Linked DNA regions of Homo sapiens: regions 1 and 3 are each linked to region 2. A link is a contact called in ENCODE Hi-C or POLR2A ChIA-PET data. All regions are on one chromosome and are shown on one strand. Each heading gives the region's core, a stretch centred on a gene start or an enhancer-like site at or near the end of the contact. The rest is flanking DNA. Distances are from core to core; before and after follow the strand shown.

Region 1 (2,930 bases), core at 408-2,907, 250 kb before region 2:
TCGTTTGAACTTGGGAGGCGGAGGTTGCAGTGAGCCGAGATCAGGGCACTGTACTCCGGCCTGGGTGACAGAGCAAGGCTCCATCTCAAAAAAACAAAAAACAAACAAACAAACAAAACGCTTATTTAAGTAACATGAGTAGATGTCAATGGCAAGTTACACAATAAGAGAAACTTTGACTTTAAAACCAACTTTACCATAGGCCAATTGATGTAAACAAGTGGGAAAGTTTCTATGGCATATTTCTGGTCACAAAAACATCACCAAACTTCTAGAGACCCCAAACACTTCTAACACTAAACACTGAAAAAATGTGAGCTGTAACATACATTTAAGAAACATTAATAAGATGATTATTTACCCACTTATTCCAGTTCAGGGTCACAGGTGGCCAGAGCCTGTCCCAACAATTCAGGGTGCCAGACTTGAACTAGCCCTGGGTAGGATGTCATCCCGTTGCAGGGTGCATTAACAAACACCCACATTCTCTCAGTCTGGGTCCTTGCAGACATGACAATGAACCTAACGTGCACATCTTTGGGGTGTCAGGGGGAAACCAGAGTACTGAGAGAAAATCCACCCAGAGATGGGGGGAGTATGCAAACTCCATACAGACAGTAGCCTCTGCCAGAAGAGATTTTTATCCTCATCAACTTTTTAGCAAAATTGTCCAAAATGTTCAACTAAATGACATTATTGAAGGATCTGCTATACTTTACACTGGAAAAATAAAAGGCAACTAACCATTGGTTAATATACCTGACACTATATATGTATTTTTTCACTTCAGGATCTTAATCTATCACCCCTCATGGATTATACCATTAATCTGTACACATAAGCAAGGATAAATCAATTTAGCATACAGTCCACCTCTTTTAAATACCACTCATGACTTGCATAATCCAATCGACAAGTGGAAAAAGCTGGAGATGGCTGATGCCTAGTAGTCAATTAAGCCACAACATCAAAAATGTCCCAATATACTAAAAATAATGACTATGCGAAATTCTCAAATGATGTCCTTTAATTCGGATACTGGTGTGTTTGCTGCTGTTCATGTACTCAACCTTTCACTAATGAGATACTATTGTTAGGAACTACAAAAAGAGCACCATATGGATTACTCTGAAGTAGGCCTTTGGATTCGCAACTTGACCTCAGGAATCCCTCCACTGACCTATGGCCAAGTTGTGATCAAGCAATCTCTGCACTAATATTATTCCCTAGGAAAACGAAGTCTCCCCAGAAGATCTCGACCAATGTCATATGCTCTTCAATCCCCTTCAATTATTTTTTGGAATAGTTCATTTCCTCCCAGCCATTTGCTCCTAGCTCAAAACAAAACAAAACAAAAAACCTTCTGGGCCAGTGAGTACATTAACATGATGGTAAGGTTTTGAGACTTGCCAAGTGCTGAATCATGTTTATGCTTAGGTTTTGTTTCTACACCTGGTTTTGGGGGCATAAACTCCCTCTAAGAATCCTAGCTACCCTAGTCAATCCACTGGAAGACGGGATCACTGCCCAGCAAATGCCACCCACTAAGGATTCAAAGTGAAACAAGATTCTTCGAATTGAATGGAAGAAAACAAAAGCTCTTCATTCAGTAGGTGGCACTCTTTCCTTAAAAATGTTAACTCAGGCAATCATTAATACCAAAGATGTCATCTGCCCACTAATCACTTGAAAGAGAAGGCACATTAACTCTAACATCCTGTCCTAAATATAGTCTGAATCATTACTGTCTTCCTAAATAATGTCTTCCTCATTTCAATGAGATCCTGGAGTTGTTCATAAATATGCCAATTTCTTTTCACTATAGCAAAAGCTACAATTTCATAGAACCAAATAATTGCATTTACTTTAAACTGGCAGGTTTTGACTTATGACTTTTCCTGCTATATGCTTCAAAAGACATTCATCATAACTGTTTTCTAATTTTAATGATTTCAGATATAAATGACAATTTGAATGGAAATGGGGCAAAGAACTGTACTTGTAACACAAATTGTATTACTCCATTTTAAAACAAGACAGCTCTTTTTCATAGGCATGCATATGAATATTCTTTTTAAAACAACAGCTTTGACTCAATTCATCATCACTCTGACTGATACCGGACCAAAGTTATCAACCTGAAAACTTTTAAACTGAAAAATGAAAACAGACTGACAGCTAATAAAATGTGAGTTTGCCTAGCATACAGAAGAAGCAAAAAATAAAAATAAAACCCTAGTTTATCTAGTTTTCCTTAGGCATATTTCCTGGTGTCAGTACTCTGTAGGGTTCACCTCATTAACTGAAGCTCTAGGGTCCCCTTGGAGAAACCATCCCAGGTGCTGCCTTCAGCCTCCCCCACTGGCCACGTCCCCTAAAACTCAGTGTGAAGAAATCTTCCTCAGTCCTCACTCAGCAAAGAGCACTGCTATAATGGCCTCTTATCTGTTTCCCACTCTTGACTTTGAGATCCGTGAGGACGGAAATGGGTCTCAAGCTTATGTCTCCTGCCCCAGCAGAAAGCCTGGCACAAGGGTGGTAGTCAATAAATATGTACTTAATAAAATAATGGATTAATCTTTTCCCCTTGGACTTTTACTTGAGAACAAAGCCTTTGTCTTACTCATCTTTCATCCAGACTCCCAAATGCCCAGTATTTGTACATAGGAAGCTGTGAGGAAGCAATGCCTTTCCAATATGAACTTCTACGCCAGAAAGATCTCCAAGATGTAAATAAGCTTCACTGAGGCCTTTGTGTATGCCAAGTATCCACTGTTAGTCCTGGGGCACTGCAGAAAGAGGGAAGAGCTCCCACACCACTCTTGGGAAAAATGACAGCTTTCAACCCCAGGAAAAGACTAAGAGATGGTCAGTAAAGAAGCTAAGAACCATGAGTCTAGACTCATATATATTTCAGTGAAAACCTAACT
Region 2 (2,700 bases), core at 172-2,671:
AGTCTTTAAAGAGGTAATTATTGTTAAATGGGGTCACTGGAATTATCCCGCTAGGATTACCAACGTGACTGGTGTCTTCATAAGAAGAGAGTAGGACATAGACATGTACAGAGGGAAGAGCATGTGGAGACCCAGGGAGGAGGCGATGGCCACCTACAAGCCAAGGAGAGAGGCCTCAGAAGTAGCCCACTCCTTGATCTTGGCCTTCTAGCCTCCAGAATCGTGAGACAATAAACTCCTGTTGCTAGCCTCCCAGACTGTGATACTGTGTTATGGCAGCCCTGGCAAACTAATAGAGTACCTATGATTTTGTTTATTGTGTGGGATAATCAAGGAACTGAGCCCTTTATTAAAGACTTTAAATATGCCTCTACAGTATAATGTGAGATAGGAAATCTGGATTCAAATCCTGGTCCTGCTACTTGCTCACTGTGCAATCTCAGACAAGTCACTTAACCTCACTGAACTTTGATTTTCTCAGTTGTACACATGTGGAAAATGCTATATTTAACTTGTGGGGTTGTGGAAATAACTAAAAAAACAGCATAGAGGTGCCCTCTTCCCTCACCCTCCTGTGGTGGATACTCACAGAATGGAGGGAAGGACCCTGGTGTCCTGTTTCCCAGCTGAGCACATGGAATTCTCTGGTTGCAACTTGAACAGCAACCTGAGAGATGAAACGTGAGCTAGCCCAGCACCCCACAGTTTGAGGCAGGGCGATATGGGTGCTTGCTTCCGAGCGAGGGCATCTCTGGTCCTGGATGTCCATTTGTGAGTTTACAGGCAGGGCAATTTGCCCATTCCCCAGTCATTTTCACAGCAGCTGGTGTCATAAATTACCACAATCACAAGTCCTCTCAAAGCGGGGCATTCCTGACATGGAATGAAGACCTACAGCCCCAGAGCATCTGATGAGATTGGATTTGTCAATAAGGGCAGTAGCCAGGCCCACGGGTGTTTGAGTACAAACTCTGGGGTCAGCAGCTGGGGCCACACCTTGGGAAGCTGCCCACTTTACTTAGGTTGTTTGCAGTAAAGTAGCTTCCGCAGTGGTTCTGAGGAGGAGGCTCCCGGCGCTCTCCCTAGGCGACATTCTGCTCCATGCCTGGATCTGGGCGTCCCACCCTCTCCCTGGGGTGCTGACAGTCAGAAACCCAGGCGTGTCAGGAAGAGCTCAGAGTTGGGCAAGCTCTGAGAACCATTTCAGCTCAGTGAAAGAGGCCGGTTAAGTTTTTGGTTTCAGAGGAGATACTTTCAGGGGGGTGAGAGGAAAGGGAAGAGGCCAAGATGCAAGGTCTGGCTGCCATTGGTCAGGGTCAGCCTGGGCTGTGGTGTTAAGGGGGTTTCAGCAGCCACTGTTGTTTCTGTTGCTCTGGCAACCAGAGGAGAAATACACAACGCCCAGTGCAGGTGCACAAGTGTTGAGTGCAGGCCCATTTCCTCCAATCGGCCCCAGCCAGCCCAGAGGCAGCGACCTAGGGGCTCCTCCCAGGATGGCTAGCTGAAAGTTTTGGTGTGTGGAGGCTGAAATGTGGAAACTAAATTTGAAGGGCGTTGACTACAGGGGCTGTGGGCAGCACCTGGTGGCACCCTCCCTCTCACGCAGGAAAGCCGGGCCTGGGGCTTGGATGGGTCAACTGGATCTCCTGCCTGTCCCTAGTTGGTTTTCCTGCTTCCGGTGGCTGCAGCCCCAGCAGCTACATCCTGGATCCTATTGAGGAAGCTTGGTGCTAGGTCAGACCCGTGACTTGCAGCTCCACCCTGGAGCTCTGGTGCGAAGCTGTGGCTGCCTGGGAGGGTGTGAGGGTTCCCTTATTCTGGTGCCTCCCTTTGCTGAGCTTGCAGCGACCCCCGACCCCCAAGCCACTCTGCTAGGCTCTCCCTCTGTAAAGGTCTCTGATTAACAGCCCTGGGGACTGGTAGACACAGGTTCAGATCTCCGTCCCTGACTGATTGAACTTCTTTGAGATTCTGGTTTCCTTACCCATGAAGTGGAAGTAGTCAAACCCATCTCAAAGATTTGTGAGGAAGAAGTTTCTGTGAAAATACCTAAGGCAGCACCTGACACATAGTAGGTGCTAAATAAATGGGGTCTTTGCCTCTTGCGTAAGAGCCAGAATTCAAGAGGCCTTGATTTCTGATGCATTTGCACTCTCTAAGCTGACAGCTGGGCCTATTCCCTTGCCAGGAGTTTCAGGACCAAGGCCATCCCGCAAGCCCAGTCCATCAGCACTTCCTGAAGCTCTCTCTTCTCAGTATATCCAGAAACTCTCCACTCCCACCTCTCTCACTGCTACCTTATCCCAGCTCCATCACCTCTTACCTGGATTACTGCAGCTGCCTCCAAACTAGGCTCCCTGCTTCTGTCCCTGACTGCTCAAACTCTTCCTACTCAGCAGGCATCCTGCTATGCCAGTAGTCATCAGATGGTGCCTCTCCTCTGTTCAGAGCTTGCCAGAGTCTGCCTTTCTCATTCTGGGCCCCGCTTCTATTACCTCATTTCCCACCGCTTCCCTTTACTCTTTCTACTCCTGGCCTCTTTGCTGCTTCTTCAAAGTAAGAAGCATGCTCCCAAACAGGACATTTGCACGTGCTTTTTCCTCTCCCTGGGTGTCCACTCTGATGTCCTTATGGCTCATGCTCGCTTCCTTCAGCTTTCCACTCAGCCTTCCCCTTCTGAGCAAGGGCCTCCCTGACCAC
Region 3 (2,700 bases), core at 140-2,639, 240 kb after region 2:
AAAATAAAGAATACTGTGAATTACTTGTGCATTGATAGCAGACGTTGATAGCAGAGAGAATCACTTACTTATTTAAAAAAGTCGATGGCAGCCGGGTACTGTGGCTTACACCTGTAATCCCAGAACTTTGGCAGACCGAGGCGGGCAGATCACAAGACCAGGAGTTCGAGACCAGCATGGTGAAACCCCGTCCCTACTAAAAATACAAAAAATTAGCTGGGCATGGTGGCATGTTCTTGCAGTCCCAGCTACTCTGGAGGCTGAGGCAGGAGAATTGCTTGAACCTGGCAGGCAGAGGTTGCAGTGAGCCGAGATCACGCTACTGCACTCCAGTCTGGGCGACAGAGTGAGACTCCATCTCAAAAAAAAAAAAAAAAAAAAAAGGAGATAGCAATTGGGACAATTAGAAAGGGAATTCCCCCTTCCTTGTCTTTAGTTTGAAAAAGAAAAAGTAAGCATATATACTGTTGTACATTTACAGGGAACTAATCTCTTTAGCTGCTTTACCTTGAGTAAGCCTCATAACAATCTGAGGAGGAAGATATTTTGCTCCTTTCTAATTGCGTGACCTTGAGCAAGTTCCTTCAGCCCTCAGTGACTCGGCTTCCACACCTATAAAATGCGGACAATAGTACTACCCATATTTTGGTTTGTTGGAAAGATAAAATGAGATAATATATGTAAAATCCATAGATCAATGTCTGGTACAAAGTAGAAGCTCAATGATAGACATGTTGGCATTATCATTGCTGCTATTTTTTTATAATTGTTATTTTATAGATCTGAAAGCTAAGTCTCAGAGCACTCAAGGATCTTGCTGAAGGTTGCACAGCTAATAAGTGACAGATCCATAATTCCACTCCAGATCCATCTGATACCAAAGTTGATGCTTTTAAATCACCCATCCCTTTATCCTGTCTCCCAGCCATCTATACACAGGCACCATGTGATTACAAACACAGCACTGTAAATACTCCTCACTTACTCAAACGAAGAGTCCTTTCTTATTAATGAAGAGCTAGCCCATTTACCCTTTCTGTCTGTGGGTGAGCAGCTTAGATCACTCCCTCGGGGGAGCAATGACTGAGCCATCCTAACCCTCCTTTGTCTCACTTAACAGCCTTCCTTCTCCTCACTGTACCTTCTCAATGTTGATAAATCAAAGAAATGTCAACAAAATGAAAAGACTAAATAAACATTTTCTGTAAGGGTCATATGAGAGGGGAATTTTCTTTTTCATCAAATATTTGATAACATCTTGGACTTTTTGATGTTCCTTTCTCATACTTGGGACTGAATGAAAGTGTATGAGTCATAGACATGACCAAGGGAGGAAAAGCAAATGAGTCACTTGCCCGTTTGGACCTTCCGGCCTGGATGCTCCCTGGGATCAGCATCCCCAGAGGGCTGGTCTGGCCCATCCCACCTGCTGCAGCTGCCGGCTGAATGGGAAAGGGATTTCCTCAGGAGACACTGGGACTCCTGGAAAACAAGTGAGTCAGGAAAAGTGAAAAACATCAGAGCCTCAAGGAGTTGCCCTGTAACTCTTCCAAAAACCATTTTCTGCTATCAGTTTAGAGGTTTCTCATCCACATTTCGTCACTTCCCACTCCTGGATGTACTCCTGCTATAAGCTAATCACTCCTTAAATGCAGACACACACTTCAAAGAGTTGCCATCCATCGTCCTCTCCTCCCCATTAATGCAAGCTACAAGTGCTTGGACTCATGCATCCTTCGACAGATAAATCTCTGTTTCCTTTACTCTTTTTATTGCTCTATTGGAATCTGTCCAGCCTGTATCCTTCTGGTACCAAAGTGCCCCTGGTTGAAGCCCATACTGCTGGACTTAGTCTCTGGGAGTTGAAGGGAGAAGAATTGCAGTGTCCCTCAGCCCACTGTGCTACAGACCTTTTGAAACTTCCTCTCAGTCAGCTGGTCAGTGAATCACATTTAAAACCCAAGCTCACTGTCCACTTCTTTTCAATGGGTCTCTCTCTCAGAGTGTCATTTTTCTATGTTCACCCTGTTTTTCTCAGTGAGGACTTTGGTGCCTGGAAGCCATGAGTTTGAATTCCTACATCCTCTATTATTTTGCTTATAGACCTTGCCAAGTTTGTCGATCCATCTGAGACTCAGTTTCCCCATCTTGGCAAGGAGATAATTCCCATTTCTGGGTGTTGAGTGAGGATTTGGGGCTGGGTAAGACAGCCAAGAGCATTCAGGTGCTCTTCATTCGGCCTCTCTCAACCCGCATGATCCAATGACTTATTTTTCCCCAGGGGCAATCCCCTTACCCCTCACCACCAAAAGTGATTTTGTGACAATTTTCCACTCATTTTTTGTCACAGGAGGTCTCTCTATATTTTTTCCTCCATCTTCGCCAGGATTATAATTCTGCTGATAGCCAATTCTGAATCATCAGCAAATTATGTCAGCAGTTTATTCCCCTCATCCAAATACACAATAAAAATGTAAAACAAAAGTTCTTCTGTAGCTTGTTTCACAAATGTGCTTAAAACTTCTCTCCACAGAATTTATGTCACTTGTATGTATAGTTATGCACTGCATAATGACATTTTGGTCACTGACAGACCGTGACCCCATATAATATGACGGTGACCCCACAGATATGACGGTGACCCCATAAGATAATAACACTGTATTTTTACCTTTTCTATGTTTATATATGTTCAGATAC

The links. Hi-C counts contacts between places; a loop is a spot of excess contacts on that map. ChIA-PET counts read pairs that join two places held with the same protein, here RNA polymerase II (POLR2A). Pooled maps may share reads with other maps.
Region 1: a loop to region 2 is called in a map with no recorded cell type, with 9 times the contacts of the local background. The contact joins two enhancer-like sites. A Hi-C loop is called at or near these places in 8 of 37 single-sample maps with no recorded cell type and 6 of 50 pooled maps. POLR2A ChIA-PET finds 5 or more read pairs at or near these places in 3 of 52 experiments (GM10248, activated B cell and activated T-cell).
Region 3: a loop to region 2 is called in a map of heart left ventricle, with 3 times the contacts of the local background. The contact joins two enhancer-like sites. A Hi-C loop is called at or near these places in 1 of 168 maps with a recorded cell type or tissue (heart left ventricle) and 9 of 50 pooled maps. POLR2A ChIA-PET finds 5 or more read pairs at or near these places in 1 of 52 experiments (activated B cell).

Annotation. Positions count from the first base shown.
Region 1 is chr5:56,837,323-56,840,252 of GRCh38, reverse strand. The region is part of intron 1 of MAP3K1 (mitogen-activated protein kinase kinase kinase 1); the gene reads right to left. Among named protein-coding and RNA genes, the nearest start is that of MAP3K1, 23 kb to the right of the region's middle. Within about 2 kb of position 1,657, at least 7 of the 41 ENCODE cell types and tissues checked have a DNase peak (open chromatin) inside an H3K27ac peak, as active enhancers do.
Region 2 is chr5:56,587,777-56,590,476 of GRCh38, reverse strand. The region is part of intron 1 of C5orf67 (chromosome 5 putative open reading frame 67); the gene reads left to right. Among named protein-coding and RNA genes, the nearest start is that of C5orf67, 17 kb to the left of the region's middle. RefSeq lists enhancers at 1,208-1,467, 1,598-1,677. Within about 2 kb of position 1,421, at least 18 of the 41 ENCODE cell types and tissues checked have a DNase peak (open chromatin) inside an H3K27ac peak, as active enhancers do.
Region 3 is chr5:56,349,385-56,352,084 of GRCh38, reverse strand. It overlaps LOC105378977 (a long non-coding RNA gene), which reads right to left. Exons shown (of 3, transcript XR_948342.3): 3 at 1,023-1,482. Among named protein-coding and RNA genes, the nearest start is that of ANKRD55, 120 kb to the right of the region's middle. RefSeq lists an enhancer at 670-1,869. Within about 2 kb of position 1,389, at least 7 of the 41 ENCODE cell types and tissues checked have a DNase peak (open chromatin) inside an H3K27ac peak, as active enhancers do.